Linked DNA regions of Homo sapiens: region 2 is linked to region 1. Evidence: chromatin loops called from intact Hi-C (ENCODE). Cell type or tissue: heart left ventricle. All regions are shown on one strand. Links, peaks and the distances in the headings refer to the core of each region. The heading gives the core; the rest is flanking DNA.

Evidence for each region. Hi-C counts contacts between places; a loop is a spot of excess contacts. Peaks named below come from ENCODE experiments on the same cell type or tissue, not always from the same donor. Only the 100,000 strongest peaks of a DNase experiment are listed, where the experiment ranks them.
Region 2: a loop joins it to region 1, with 3 times the contacts of the local background. A loop is called at or near these places in 25 of 110 quality-filtered maps.

What each region holds. Positions count from the first base shown.
Region 1 is chr1:84,430,286-84,438,625 of GRCh38, forward strand. No RefSeq gene overlaps it. Among named protein-coding and RNA genes, the nearest start is that of DNASE2B, 36 kb to the left of the region's middle. In heart left ventricle, for the core only: a CTCF peak has its summit at 3,709 (motif pointing left); no DNase peak of the experiment used is centred there; H3K4me3 peaks cover 598 bases.
Region 2 is chr1:84,931,773-84,940,112 of GRCh38, forward strand. MCOLN2 (mucolipin TRP cation channel 2) reads right to left here. Exons shown (of 14, transcript NM_153259.4): 9 at 7,781-7,930; 10 at 6,209-6,310; 11 at 5,983-6,105. Among named protein-coding and RNA genes, the nearest start is that of LPAR3, 43 kb to the left of the region's middle. In heart left ventricle, for the core only: a CTCF peak has its summit at 4,651 (motif pointing left); no DNase peak of the experiment used is centred there.

The sequences.
Region 1 (8,340 bases), core at 233-8,232:
TGCTATCTTCTACAGAGAGGGTTCTCCCTTTCCTCTGTTAGGCAGAGAGGGTAAGGAGTTGGTCCTTTTGATTACATGAGAAATTGATACAACGAGAAACTGTGTTGAGTGTGAGCTGCATTTTTATTAAGACTTTCTCTACCTCTAATTTGCTCCTATTCTAGAGCATGTTCCTTCTGGGCTTGTGATTGTGAGCCCTGGAGTCTTCATCTCCTCAGCCCTGAAAGACTGCAGGAGATCCAGCTCTGTCCTTCAGAAGTTCCAGCCTAGATCTTTAGCCCTCTGTCCCTCATAGCTTCAATACTTGGCAAATGTCTTAAGAAAAAACTGGAGGTGTATGTAAGGGAAGGTCTCCAGGGGACCTGTTTCCTAAGCATCACAAGACAATGAGAGATAGATTTCACTCTTTTAAAAGTTCTTGCCCTAGTTTCATATCCCTCTGTGCAGTACCAGAATTCAGCAAATATGTTACGGGAAAATCAGTCATGTGTTTGAGTTGCCTTCTTCCTATTTGTCACGTCATCCCTTTATAACTGTCAAGAACTTTACTGGTTTTTCTTTGTCCCAGCAGAGATTCTCTGTGTAGGCAAATCCTTCAACCCACACTCAGGATTGGCATATATCTGGTGAAAAAATATAAGATAGTGTCAGCTCACTTTGGCAAGGATTCTACTCTATCTGGAATTTTGGTTCATCTAATCCACATGCTTCCACAGAAACTTGATGCCTTTAAAACATAATTTTTTTTTTTTTTGAGACTGAGTCTCACTCTGTCGCCCAGGCTGGAGTGCAGTGGCACTATCTCGGCTCACTGCAAGCTCCGCCTCCCGGGTTCACGCCATTCTCCTGCCTCAGCCTCCCGAGTAGCTGGGACTACATTTATCCAGGTTACCCCAAGTTGTTGCACTGAGAGTGTTGGCCTTCCATGGACTTCTACATTTTACCCAGAAGTGAAAGTCTCATACTCACACTTTAAAAAAAAAATCCCTTGTTATTCCTATCTCAATATTTTGTGCATAATACACAATAACTTGTCATGCGAGTTTTTAATTAATGAATAAAGAGATAATTGCCCCCAGTGAGATAGTAATATTTTACTATGAATTTAATGCTCACCGATAAACAAAATACCTTCAGTTCAAGAAAGAATGTGGGCCGGGCATGGTGGCTCACACCTGTAATCCCAGCACTTTGGGAGGCCAAGGTAGGTGGATCACTTGAGGTCAGGAGTTGGCCTGGCCAGCATGGTGAAACCCTGTCTCTACTAAAAATACAAAAAAATGAGGCAGGCGTGGTGGTGCATGCCTGTAATTTCAGCTACTCAGGAGGCTGAGGCAGAAGAATCGCTTGAACCCAGGCGGCAGAGGTTGCAGTGAGCTGAGATCGAGCCACTGCACTCCAGCCTGGTTGAGAGGGAGACTCACCTCAAAAAACAAAAAGAAAAAAAATGTGGTCCATATTCAATATTCATTTAATTCTTACAATACCTCTTATGTAGGAGTTCCGATAATGATCAGAAGGCTAGAGATAGCTACTATTTACTAAGTACTTATTATGTGCCAAGCACCATGCTAAGTATATATAAAAACTCATTTACATATATTTACATATATTAATTCATTTAAACCCTACAGTAAGCTGGAAGATAGGTATTTCTGTCTTCATTTTCACGAGGAAATCAAGGCTGGGAAAGGTTAAATGACTTGTCTAAGTGCTCAAAGCTGATTAATGGAAGAGCTGGGATTCAAACACAGTATGTCTAGTTCCCAGTCTAGATATTTTTCACTGTACTTCAGCTTTTTGTCAGGTATGATACCACAGTTGTCCTGTAGGATTTAATTAAAATACCTGGAATTCCCCAACTTATACCTTTCCTAAGTACTCCAAAAATATAAAATATAATTATGAAGGAGCTATCCCAAGATGATACTGAAAACACTTACAAGTGGGCAGATGGACTTGGTTGCCTCTTAACGGTAGAAATAGTTTTGCCTTATTTACCTGACATTACATTGCGTGGTCTCAGATTTGGATAGCAATAATAATTTTTAAGATGGATGATTATTTAGGATTAGGGATATGTCTGTAGCCATAGTATCGAGTAACCCTGAACCTCACAGGAATTAAACTTATTACTTGGAATTCATTAGCACCTCACTCTTAACCTCTGAGTTAACTAGCCACAGATCAAATAGATCAAATTGCACTTTATAATGGAATAATATATTATTAAAAATGAAAGCCATTCCATTTGTTTATTAAAAATTCATTACTTAAAAAAAAGGCCTAATGTCACATGTTAAATTATTTGTTGTCATTTGGAAAAAGAGAAAGATTTACTTAAAAAGAACGAGTCAGCCATTTTAGATCCTGAGTGAATAAAATGCATGTTTCTTTGGTGCCAACTAGATTTCCCCTTATTCATCTATTTCTCTTAAAATGCTTGTAGAAATATTTTGATGCAATGCTTCCATTCAGGGTACAAAGGAGATGAAAGAAAAATACTCTGGCAGAGTATTTAATCAGGTATATTATTAGATAAGGATAGCTTTAGTTAAAGCAGCATCTACAGATTAGAATTCCTTCTTTTTAAAATGTTCATGGAAAATAAGTGATATAAACTTCTCTTCACCAAATAAGAATTTTAGGAAATAAAAGATTATCAAAAGAGTCCTGGATTCTTTATTATTTCTGCCTGTAAGCTATTATTATTCTGTAAGTGGGGAAATTACTATAAACTGTCATACTTTCAGAAAGAATTGTCTTCACCTAAACACCTCCTTTATGTGTATAATTATAATATCTCTTATATATGTGTGTATATATATCTTACATATATATAAATATGTGGATTTAGCTACATACACACATATATACATATGTACACATAGGGTATATATGTACTATATATGCCTCTATAGCTTATATATGTCTGAATGTATATGAGCTAAGCTAGGTCTTTTGTGTAAATTATTATATAGACATTTCTTGATATTTCAAGATGCTTCCAAATCCATTTTATAATTTCCTCATCATAAAAGTGTGAGATGTTTATAAGAGAAGAAATCATGGTACAAAGAGTTAAGTTAAACGTTCTGTCCGAGATCACAGAGCAGAAGCCAGATGAGAGCCCGGTTGCCCGATGCTCCCTGTTGACGATGCTGCCACCCTCGCTTGATAGGCTTTGCTCCAGCTGAGTCTGAGAAGGACACCATGTCCCCATTTCAATTTCCTTGAATCAATTCACTCAAACAAAAGGTCACTTTAGACAGAAATCCAGTTTGACTGATTTCTCTCACTGTATTGACTAGTTTAAATAAAATGAGCAAATCAGTGTCTTTATTTCTGTGTCACACAGACATAGCCCATATACTAACCAGGTGCTGTAACACCAGCCTCCACGACACATTTAAAACCCTGTCTTCTGAATTAAATACCTTTCTCTCAAATTAGAAAGTGACTAAAAGGCAGGACAGAAAAAAAAAAAAAAAGATAGCTGATGACCCCTTCCTAAGCAAACATTTTTCAAATACAAAGGCTAAAAAAAAAAAGCTGTGTTTAAAAATTGCAACCACCAGGGAGCAAATGTATCGATCGTGTCATTATTTTTTTCCTCCTCGTTGCTAGGATGTGGTCTATATTAAAAGACAGTTGTTGCCTTGGTGAAAATCTTCCCGGAGCAAAGTGATAGTGCTCCCCCTGCTGACCAAGAAGTCCAGGATATTGTTTTCTTGTTTTGCTTTGTTTTGCTTTTTTTCAGTTTAAAACAAAATGAAAAGGGCAATTAGACATCTTTAGCAAATAACTTTGGGCTTTACCTGCAAAACTGTATTGCATTGCAAGAATATCAGAAACTTACTGAAATGATGCCTGAAATGTTCTTTCCTGCTACATATGAGACAAAAAGCAAATTCTGACCATGTGCCACTGCTTGAGGTTGTCTTTGTTTCTTCTCTCTCTCCTGCTCTTTTTTTTTTTTTTTTTTAAGAGTCTTGCTCTGTCGCCCAGGCTGGAGTACAGTAGCATGGTAGCATGATCTCGGCTTACTGCAACCTCAGTCTCCCGGGTTCAAGCAATTCTCCTGCCTCAGCCTCCCAAGTAGCTGGAACTACAGGTGTGCACCACCAGGCCCAGCTAATTTTTGTATTTTTAGTAGAGGCAGGGTTTCACCACGTTGGCCAGGCTTGTCTTGAACTCCTCACCTCAAGTCATCCACCCACCTTAGCCTCCCAAAGTGCTGAGATTACAGGCATGAGCCACCGCGCCCAGCCTGTTTTTTCTAACTCAGGGTGGGCCTGGTGACTCAGATCCTTCTCACCTTACTAATTATTTTGGGATGCCACTGAATTTTTGTAAAGGCCCAGGACAGGAAATTGCTTATAATATTAACTAGTGACTTTTACTAAGCACTAGTTACTTGTAATGAAGGAAAAGGAGAAAGAGAGAGAATTCCACAGAGGTCTTAAGTGTCTTGCACCTCAGGTTTTATTGAATGCATCTAACATTAAAGCTGAGAAGTGGTAGGAGTGGCCTGGTCAGCTTGTGGTGGGGCAGGTGAGCCCCACCGAATGTGAGGTGCCTGCAATTTATCCAGTTAGCTATTAGCAGAGGGAGTAGAGTTCAGGAGAAAGACTGGGGCATGGAGTTACCAATTTTTAAGTCATCAACCTATATGTTACAGTTGAAATCATGAGTATGCATGAGATCATCCTAAGAAAGAATGTAGAAAATGAAAAGACGATTGAGCATAGAAACTTGGGGAACATCACCAGCACTTGAAGAATAGGCAGAAGAGGAACCATTAATGGAAAAGTGAAACAGAAAGCTTAGAGATTTTGGAGAAAAACTAAGAGAAATTATTATTGGATTGAAGTCAAAGGAGAAGAAAATTTCAAGAAAGAAGTCAACAGTGTTAAAAACCAAAGACATGCCAAGAAGGATGAGAACTTCAAGAAACCACTGGCTTTGTTAAGAGGACCCTGGTCACCCCAAGAGAGTTTCAGTATGGTAGTGTGAAAATTGGGTGAAAGCCCAATTTTAGTGGCTCTTTAAATGATAAATGAGAAAGTGAAAGTAATGAGGACAAACGACACAATGAAGACATTTGGCAATAATCAAGAGAAGCAAGGTAGCACCCCGATGAGAGACTGACTGACTTGAACATGTTTGAAGGTTAATGAGGAAGAGCCAATGAAGAGGGAGAGACAAACAAGAGAAGAAATTATTGGTTCTACCAGATTCAAGAGAAGCTGGGAGGGAGGAAAGGAACAAGAGCACTAATTGAGTTTGGAAAAGAGTAAGAATACATTTTCTTCTTGGACAACTAGGAAGTAGGAAAGGAGGTACACGTGACTTTTGAATGGTGGAGGATGATTTTAGGAAGATAGCATGGAGATGAGGGCAAAGAGAGACAAAGATTGCATGCTACAGCAGTTGTTATTGAAGGAAAGGAAGATCAAACCAACTAAAAATGTGTAAAAGCTTCTCGAGGCAGTATAAAGGGAACAGTAAAACAAGAAATATAAAACTAAAAGAGATGAACATTGGTGTGGTTGAGCACTTTTCTCCAGCAGCAACAGGTAAACCAAAGGTGAGAGAAAAAAAAAACTAGTAATTGGGTAGATTCAGAGTTATAGATTGCCATGGCCAATGGAGCAGACAAAAGAGCAGTATCCTGGTGAGATGGCAGCAGTGAATGTTTGGCTGTGGCATACAGGAGGAACATGAAAGGAAATAAAGTCATCATGGAGAGAAAGGATGGGCTGAAGGGGGAAGGGTGAGGTTGACAGTTTTTGACACTAAGATGGGATCCAGAGAACAGAGAGGCTGAAGGGACTGAAATGCTGATTCAATGGGAGACTGAAAGAGCTGAAGTCTGGAAGGGGTTTTGAGAATTCAGGATGGCTAGGAAGGCCTATAGGTTGCTGAAGGGGATGTTCAGGAGCACTCTGAGGCAGAGTGAATAAAGAGCCTGATGCCCTAACCCTTGTAGAATGTGGGAAGATGAACCTAAATATCAGGTTACAATGACTGTAAGAGGGGAATAGGCTCCAATTTTTTAAGCCCCTACTATGTACCTGGCATACTGTGGGAGTAATCGGCACATTAACTCATTCAATTCTCATTTATTTGTTGCCCCCACGTGAGAAGTCAGTATTATTCCCATTTTACAGAAGATGAAACTGAAGCTCAGAAAGATTAAGTTATTCTTTTCCCAAGGTCACTCAGCTAGTAAATGACAAAGGTAGAATGATAATGTTCCCCAGGCTGTAAGCTCCATACTGTGTAGTTCAGTCTTGTGTCCTTAGCAGCAAACAATGCCAAGCACATTTTAGGAGCCTAAAAAATTTTTCAAGAAAGAAAGGGAAGAAGGAAGAAAAATAAATCATAAATTATTGACAAAAAAAATGAATAGAGGAAGGAAGGAAGGACTTGACAGCCCACATGCTTTCTTCTATATTCCCTTGCCTTCTCAAAATATATGGTCTAACAGGATGGCAAAATTTAATTACCAGCTGTAAAACATGAAGAAGTCCTCCAATTGCTCCCTTCTTCTTCCCCCACCATTCACATAGATTTTATTTTTAAATCAGAGCCTAAGCTAAATTAAGATTTCTACATCAAGCCTTCCTGGTTATCTTCTATCTGTCCTAAATTGTCATATGGAGCACGTAAATAAAACAATCTGTTCTTCTCTAACATGGACCTTTCCAGAAACTATCACAACTACCAGTTTCATGCCAATCCTCCCTCTGCTTCCACTAAAGTAATGCAAATGCATCTAGATGTCTCTGAGGACAGAAACAATTGATATGAAAGAAAATTCAGCTGGATTTTGCTGGTCAAAAGCTGAAGTGAGAACAAGAAATGTTTTGTGTCTTTGCAGACTCCCAGGGAAGTGCTTTCTCACCACAGTCGCTGGAAGGGAGAACATTTTCACAAGTCTCTATTTTTGCTAAATATTTTTAAGAGTGTAATGTTATAATAAGAGAAAACTTAGCACTTGTGTACAGGCTCTTGGAATATTTTCAAGGACCCTCGTCAACCAAACCTAGCCTCATGACACTCACTGCTGCAAAGTGTTGTTAAGCCTGTGACTGGCAGGGAGCTGGCGTGAGACCCTCTAAGTAGGTTGGAGGCAGGCAGACAATAGTCTCAAGTTCATGAGAACAGAGATCAGACCTCCAAGGGGAAGGAGGAAGTACAAAGTGAAACTCTTTGGCAATCTTCATCTAGCAAATCAGGCAGTTTTCGGAGGTCTTCTGTAGAGTACTATGTTGATGGCATGTGTAGGCTGTTCTGGGAATTCAGAGGTGAGAAGTTGAAGGACAGTGGGGACACACTGCCCCTCCATCCAGCACAGCTCCACTCTTACTTGTTTTATAAACTAGATATCCAAATAAGGTTTCTTTTAAGCAAAGATCATGCTAATTAAACAAAACAAACAAACAAAAAAAACACAGATAAGCTCCAACGTTCTTTCTAGTTCTAAAAATATGCTATGATCATAATTCTATGAAGCAGCTACCCTAAAGGTGGAACGCTGATATTTGCCATGGTTTAAGGAGATCCATAAAGATCTGTTTGTTCAAAAATCTATCCTGTAAAATTCTAGATGGAGGATTGAAGAAGGGAAGGTGGCTAGGAGAGACCCAGAGTGCTCTTGGGATGAAGGGGGTCTGTCAAGTGATCCTGAGGGAACTCAAGGAGTCAAAGGGCAGTGTGGGGGGCCCTGAGGGCCTGTAAAGGAGAAGGGCCTTGAACAAGACTATGGAGTGCTTAGGAAAATTCCACACTGCAACTAAAACTGGCCCTAAACCCAGAGTAGGCAAAAAGCTAGGATTCTTTCTGGTATCAAGGGAAACATAATTAAGGAAACACAGGTGATAATCCTTCCTAGAATTGACAGAGCTATTCCTCAAGGTCTGAATACTGGGTTTGTGTCAAACTAACAAGCTTGGCTAATGAGAGGGAATTAGCATCTATAATAAGACAAGGTGAAATAAATGTTTAAGAACTTTGGAAATGGATGGGAAGTAGAAGGATAAATGAAAATAGATCCTTGTCTATTCTAAGCCTGAGGAAGAGATAAGACAGTGATACTCAAATCCATGGTCAATAAAGAAAAGGTGATGTTCTACACATATTTGTAATATTTTATGTAGCTAGGATTCATTTTTAGTTTATGGCTAATAACACCTAAGGACAGTTGCTATTAGTAGAAAAGTATAAATGGGAGGCAATCTATACATTCACTAGGCTATTTCTTTTGACTCTTGAAAATCTTCATCCTCCCACAGCAGCCTGCATGTAGTAAGTGTTCAACAGATGTATGTTGAA
Region 2 (8,340 bases), core at 9-8,008, 500 kb after region 1:
CCCAGCACTTTGGGAGGCCAAGGTTGGAGGATCACTTGAGCCCAGGAGTTTGAGACCAGCCTGGGAAAGATTACAAGACCCCATCTCTACAAAAAGTACAAAAATTATCTGGGCATGGTGATATGCCTGTAGTCCCAGCTATTCAGGAGGCTGGGGTGGGAGAATCTCTTGCATCCAGGAGGTTCAGGGTACAGTGAGCCAAGCTTCTGCCACTGCACTGCAGCCTGGGGGACACAGCGAGACCCTGTCTCTTTAAAACACACACACACACACACACACACCCCTCCATACTCTCAAAGTTAATCTCTTAACAATTCCCACAGTTTTTCCCTATGTACTTTTTATATATCTAAAACCAGGATCTAACAAGTTTAGATCCTGGTTTTTCTCCTAATTAACATAAGCATCTTCTTATGTTTTCTACACTTAGAGAGCATTTGTAGGTTTTGTTTGTTTGTTTGAGACAGAGTCTTACTCTGCCACCCAGGCTGGAGTGCAGTGCAATCCCAGCTCACTGCAACCTCTGCCTCCAGTGTTCAAGCGATTCTCATGTGTCGGCCTCCCAAATAGATGGGATTACAGGTGCCTGCCACCAAGCCCGGCTAATTTTTGTATTTTTTTGTAGAGATGGGGTTTCACCATGTTGGCCAGGCTGGTCTCGAACTCCTGGCCTCAGGTGATCCGCCCACCTCAGCCTCCCAAAGTGCTTGGATTACAGGCATGAGCCACTGTGCTCAGCTGGCATTTGTTATATAACAGACCATTCCTTGAAAATGCCAACAAAACAAAACTTTTCACCACCCTAACCAGAAAAATGAACTTTTTTTTCTAAATTGCCCTATTTCTGTCAGTGATTCCAATCTCCTACCAAAGAAACATTTACTCTGAAATAATTAAGTCCTTAAAACTCTGTGTTGAATTGATTACTCTTCCCCGCTTTCAGTCTTCTAAGGCCTGTCTGTTCCTATCACATGTTTCTCCAATCCACCCTTACTACTCTACTGTGATGTCAACACAAATTTCTGAATTATTAAAGAAACTTCCAAGGAAGTCTCTTTTACTCCAATCTCTTTACCCTCCCCAGTCAAAGCTGCAGTAAAACCTGTACTTTAAGAAGAAGGCTTTCAGGTCATTTCTCCCTTGTGAGATTATACAAAGTTTGGATGCAAAATAAAAATCTAAACCAAGAAGGTTGTGATAAGTTCCTCCTTTATGCAGCCTCATCACATCTCCTCCTTGACAGTATTAATATGCTGTGCTTATCTTCTCCTCCAACACCAGGCCCATCCCTACATTTTTCCCTCATGGAATTTATTCTCCTCACCTGCTCTATTCTTCTTTCTCTTCTCTGTGTCCAATTAAGCCAATGTTCAAGGGTCATTTCAGAGTGTACTTCAAGACCAAGTGCCCTGGTAGTTCTAGTCCTTTCTCTGCACTCCGTATCGGTAAGAATCACAGAATGAACTATGGTCTTCTAATTGTTTTTATACACACTTCCCTGTACTCCAACTAGATACAAACACCGTGCCTTACACTACCAGCCACGTGGCTGGACCAGGCAAGGTAAAGTTGGTGGCCAAGGGAGAAGGTCTACAAACGCACCCCAAACAAGGATCCCACCCATGGCTTTGCTGCATCAGCAAAAACTCTGATGAACTAAAGTCCTCCTCCAAAAAGACCTAGAGGAAATATCCAAATGAACAGATCACTTAACAATATGTAGATTATTTAACAGTAAAACAGGCGATTGCCAGAGTAAATATTTTCCATACGCTACACAAGCCTTAAAACATTGAAGTTAAAGCTGAAAACATTGACATTAAAGTTGGTTTCTATGGATGTCAACTACAACTCTGACAGCACCATTAATAATTCACATTTCTTAGTTTCTTTTGGAATCCAGTCAACTCCTTTCTCTAGTTTCAAGAACCCCTAACTCCAAGCACAACTGTCTGTGCTTCAGGTTTCAACTGCAAATAGCTAGTTTGTCAGTACATGTCACATTCATTTTTTAATTTTCTGTTTAGTTACTTACCAGGCTACACACAATATCTGTCTCAACATTAACATTATTCATAACCATTTTACCTCCCCCTCCTCTTGTGAACATGAGAATTATTTTAACACACCAAAGAGTTAAAACAGAGACCCAGTCAATTTTAGGTGTTTGGTAACACCCTGCCATTTTGTACAAGAAGTGGCTGTGAACCAGAGTCTATTTCAGTGGCCAAATTCCATAGTAGAAGTGAGCTTAAAAATACTCAAGGTCCTAATGTGCTTCCAGTCTAGAAGGACCACATTTGTAAGGCATTCCTTTGGATCTTGAGTGATCATAAGCCCCTGGAAAGCAGGTACTACTCTCTCTCTGCTTCTTGTTTGTTCAAAACAAACTTTTTGGGCACCTACCATGGTCTATGTGCTGTGCTGGACACTGGGAATGTAAAGAGGAACAAACTACAGTTCCTTCCCTCCAAGAACTTGGTCTACAAGAACCTAGCAATGTTGGGTGCACAGTAGATATTTAATACGTATTAAATGGGTATTTCCATAAAGAGTCCCCATAGGTTCTCTGGGCCCACGATGAGAACTCAACCATTCATTTCACAAATGATAAGTTTGCAGTTGGGCCAAAAACCTTTAATTTCAATGAAACCATAACCTGCAATGGCTTATGTCAGAGAACAACATAAATATTTGCTTTAAGAGCTGGTGCCAAGAATCTCATGCAAACTTTAGGCAAAATGTTTTAGCTGAGGGGTACTTGGCTAAAACCAGAGGGCTTGGAAGGAGGAAAATGTAATGCAGAGTCTGCTGAACTTTGACCCATGGCATCAGTGAAGTCCAACAACTTTTCAAGTCTTGGTCTTCTCATTTGTAAAATGGGGACAATGCAAGGCTATGATTTATTCCTCACAGGAAAAAAAGTCCTCTGGAAATGTAAAAGCCGCATTAGAGTAATGTTTAATAATTCAAGATGAGGTCTGGAAGAACATCAACAGTCTCTCACCCTCTGTGCCCAGGCATTTTGAAAGGGCACTGTGCCAAAGTCCATTAGTGCTGGGAATACACATCAGCAGGAAGCCTTTTGCATCTTGACTCCCTTTCCATTGAGCCCCTGAAATCAGATGCCTAACAGGAAGATAGGAAGCTGAAGTGTTATGGGACCCCAGCTATCAGTCAAACGGTTTTCCTAATGTCTCCTTTTTAGTTGTTTTGTTTTAAAGAAAGAATTAGCTTTCACAATCAAGGTTGCTGTGATTCTAAAAATCCCACAAAAATGCCCGCTTGGAATGCCTAGCTTTTCAAGGCTTCAGGTAACCTGAAAGTCCTCTGATTCAGATACTGGCAGAACCTGAACATGCTGACAGCTTGGATTAATTTGGGGGAAAGGATGCAAGGGGCAATAAAATATTCTAACTTCAGATTCAAAGAGGCAGCAATATGGTGAAGAAAAGCACAAAGTTCCAAAACCAGACTGACGTTCTCTCCCCCAACTGACTTGTACATTCAGTGAATTAACTCAGCTGTGTATTTCCCCAATATATCAGCCTGGTGAGAGATGCCATAAACAGACCTGCAGGCAACCCTACAGACATCCCTTATCCCTCCCCTCCTCCAGGGGTATAAAGGAAAGCTAACATTAAGTGAAAGACATAAGTCTAGAGCTGCAATGTCCATAGTGGTAGTCACCAGGAATGTGTGAATAGCCAGCATCCAATAGATAGCTAGTCCAAATTGAGACGTGCTATGTGGATAAAATATCCACCAGATCAAAAAGACTAGTATGGAGGAATGTAAAATATTTCAATATTTTATACTGAATACATGCTGAAATAATATTTTGGGTATATTAGGCTTAAAATATATAATTAAAAATAATTTCATCTGTTTTTTTATTTCTTCATGTAGCTACTAGAAAATTTTACAGTATAGGCAAGGCTCTCAATTGTAGCCCAAACTGTATTTTTCTTGGACAGTGCTGGCTCAGAGCATCCCAGTTTCACCTGGATCCTTTGAAAGGACAAATTGAACATATGGAAATGCAGTCAGGCTCACAAAACAAATAACCTCATTTTCCATGAGGTGACCTTGACACCATTGAAAGAATGAAGCCGATTACATGGCTGTCCTCTCACAGTTGATCTCCAAGTACAAGACTGTTTCTTGTCAGGCTAAATGCTCTCTTGCAATGATCTGTTTTAGATAATACCAAGAAAAGCTCTACAGGGTATGGGTCAAAGCACAGGTACTGGAGTCAGGCCGACCTGGGTTTGAATCCCATCTCTGCCACTTTCTAGCTGGGTAATCTCAGGAATATTATTTAATATATTAAGGTGCCTATTCTCTGTAACAGGACAATCAGATTTCTTCACAGAGAAGGGGAGGGAAGGGTTAACACAGCAAGGGAGATGAAGAATCTTGGGCACCATGCCTAACAGACAGCACTTGAGAATGGTAGCCATCTAGTAAAATTCTAGCAATCTTATCTGAGCACCTTCCAGAATAATGATGAGGTAGGGGAGACGGGGATGGGGTGCAAAGGAGATGGGACCACTTGTCCACAGACCTTGGAGTCAGTGAATTAAAGCCGAATCCTCAGGAACGGTATTTATTCCACACAGTGCAACACTGCCCTCTAGTGACAAAGAGGTGGAAAAGCTTTCAGAGCATGAGGCAAGCAAGGAAGAAAAATACATTTTTCCAGGCTCTAAGACAGTAAGTTCTCCAAATCAGAGAGATCATATCAAAGAATAATTTTTTCTCATGAGTCACCTTTAAAGCAGTGACATGGAGTATGAAGAGCAATATTATCAAGATTTACTACCAACCCAGAGGTTGTCACTTTGTTAATTATATAATATCTCAAATAGGAAAAACAGTAATTCTCTCTAGACATATTAAATGTGACACCTAAAAAGAAGAAAGTCTGAGTGTTCCAGGTTACTCGACATTATTCTGGTAGGACAGCACGGAGGTTTAAGATTCATGTATAACAGTTTGTAAACCAGATTTGATCACAGATTTGGTTAATGCAACTAACAAGGTCAAAACTTAAGGCTGAACTGGTATACAAACTTGGAAGGAATACTTACCATTTTTAACCTCTTTTCTCCTTGCAGAGCACCTAAGTGAGGCTAACAGTACCCTGGGTTGTTGTGGGGAGTAAATAAGAAAGAACACCGAAATGCCCAGCAGAGTGTCTAACACACAAGCAGTAAGTGTTAGCTGCTGCTATTTTTGTTGTTTCTGTTGTTCCAACTGCCACAGGCCCAAATGGAGGAAAAGCCATAAGATAAAATAACTCCTTTTACTTTTTTGGGTTAAAACCAAGGCTTACCTAGTTTCATTTCCTGATGCATCTACCAATCAAATGTATCATTTTATAACAAGAACATCTTAGCACAACTTTGATGTCCCTGAGATTATAATGCTAACTGAAGTTTGGTAATAGTTTAGAATTCAGATACTGATCTTTAATAAGGCAGAAAGATGATGCTGTAATCAAAACCGTCTGCAGAGACAAGACGTGTCACCATTTCTATCGTAAACCTACTATGGTCGTTTTAGGCAGTCTCTGCCCATCTTCATTCTTCTCAATTAACTTGGATGAAAAACATAATACTTTAAATTGGAAATTTTTTATAATAATTTTCCTCACTTAATTTTCATTTTTAATATAGTGATCTCACGTCCAAACATTTCCCATTTGATGATCACCGGGTAACCATGTGACCCCTTAAGCCAGTCCCAGACAACTATAATACATGCTTTCTAGTATTGTACAGTTCTTGTTTCAATATCCTGTAGTCACTTCTATATCCTGAAAAGGAAAAAAAGAAAAAGAAAACTGATACAAAGATATGTGATTACTGATGTCAAGGGTACATGCTAGAGAAGACCAGGAAGCAAGTAAGTGCTAGAAACCCACGTTCAAGGGTCCCACGTGCCCCATCTGCAGAAGGAAGAATGTGAGCTACACACCTTGTCATGGTATGGTCCTAAGACAATCCAGCCACAGAATGTGTAACCCAGATAAATCATACCAGCACAAGCACAAAACCGAAGAACTTTTGGCAGTGAGGCCTGCATTGTTAAAATCAGCACCTGAAAAAAAGAACAGAATGGGTGAAATGAAAAAGTAGCTATTAGAACCCAAAGAATAAATGAGTCTCAACTGCAGTGGCACTACCCGGTGCCGCATCCTTACATTATATGCCTGGAAATAACCCAGGTATCTGATGACTCCAACCCAAACCAAGAGCGTAGAGGTTCCAAGAAAAATGCTGCAGAGATCATAGTTTGTGAGATTCTAAGGAATGAAAAAAAAGAAAGAGAGAAATGAGTAAAATATTTGACTCCACTTAGCTTATTAGCCTTACATTAAACCAATTAATAAAAAAAGAACTATCTGCCTCCCTATAGGTGATAGAGTTTTTTTTTGAAGAAAAAAAAGAAGAAAAACAGATATAATTCCAAATATTTGTGTTTCTCATTTTCTTTTAGTATTTCAATTGGTTGAACTAAATTTTTTTCCAAATAATACTCTGAAATAGAAATTGTATTTAGGTTGAACTAAATTTTTTTCCAAATAATACTCTCAAATAGAAATTGCATTTATCACTGACCTAGGCATTCGAGGATACAAATTAATGGTGTTTGTTAAGTACCAAACAATACAATTCAGCTGCTTTTGAAAGAAAACTCCAGCATGATTTCCTAACACAGCTGCAGCTCTGAGGAAATTCTAGGGCTAGTTGAAAAGACAAACACACAAACATGATTCTCATATAATACGCTAAATGCAGTGAAAGACACAATGCCTAGCTCATCACAGAGGGACACCACAGACACGACCCCAGAGCAAAGACAGGCCTGCAGGACAGGCTGGGAGGAAGCACCACAGGTAAGTGGACAAAAGCTGAACAAAGGCACAATGCTGACAAGACGTCCTAGAGGGGCAGGGTCAGAGCAGGGGCAGGAGCAAGAGGCAGAGCTGGATGATGATGACCCCAGGGGCCATGCTGCTGAGGGAGGCCACTTCATCCCAAAGTAGGCCCCAAGAGGTAGAAAGGATGGTAACAGCTGGATAGACACTTCCAGAAAAGTCCCTCTGACAGCTGTGTGAATGGATCTCAGGGGTATGAAGTAGAAGACGGGAAAGCTGGTGAGGAGGCTGCTGTCACAGTTGGCCAGAAAGGAAGAAGCCTGAAGAAAGCCAGAGGGAGCCGGGATGGGAGAGAATTAGGCATGTCAGGGTTAGGAGGTGTGGCTGGAGGGACCTCTGACCAACAGCAGAGAATGGACGGGAGAATAGTGCGGTGAAGGAGGAGTTGAGGCTTAGTTAGGAGATCAAATCAACTAAGTTATACAAAGGGTCAGGCTTTAGCGGGCAGTCTGACATTCCTGCCCTCACCCCATCCGTCGGAGCACCCAATGGTCACAGATCCTCCCCACAAGCTCTTGACATGCAGGTTCAGGGAAGGGACTGGTTTATGGATAAGCTGCTCCTTTGGCAACTTAAAAAGAAAAATGAGGCCCAAATAACCAATCTTTTCAAGCTTAGTCACTATTCTGGAGCTGTTGCCAAGTTTCGTTCCATGGAACATCGGCTTCCTTTCCCTTCACGAGGAACCAAGCCAGGGGAGGCCTCACTTGTGCTGGTGTGAGAAAAGGGAAGACACGAGAATCAAAGTGGTCTCCAAAGGATGGTACGTCTTAAGATGCCTGTGGCCATCCAGGAGAAGATGAAGAACAGAGACTTTAAATGGGCTTCCCTCACCTTTGCTTTGATTTCCATTTTTAATATGGAGCCAATGATTGTCATTAGGTCGCTGATAATCACCAGGACATACCAGCCGTTGATGAACTCCCACTGGTCGGTGTCACACACAGGCCGCTTGTACTTCTCCAGGAAGAAATTTAGAAATCTCTATGGCAAACATTTAAAGAAGCGTTTCTTACAAACCACACTGCCCTCTGGAAGAAGAAGGCAAGTGCAAAACAGTGCTCTCACCTGTAAAAGGACATGGCATTGCCTTTCCAATTTGCCAGATCCACCTCGAAAGTGGAGGTTACGGCACACACTTTCCCCTATAATCTGAGTAAGCATTCAATTGTCTGTGAAGTTACCTCAAATATGAAATACGTACGCGGTAACTCCAGCAGGTTCTTGTCATAGCTAACACACAGTACATTCCAAATACTTTTCATATTACCAACACATCCATTCCGATAACAACCCAATGAAGCAGGTACGAGCAGGTCTATCACCCAGAGAAGGGAACTGAGGCACCGAGAGGCTAAGCCAGGATCCGTGTCCAGGCAGGCCGGCTCCAGAGT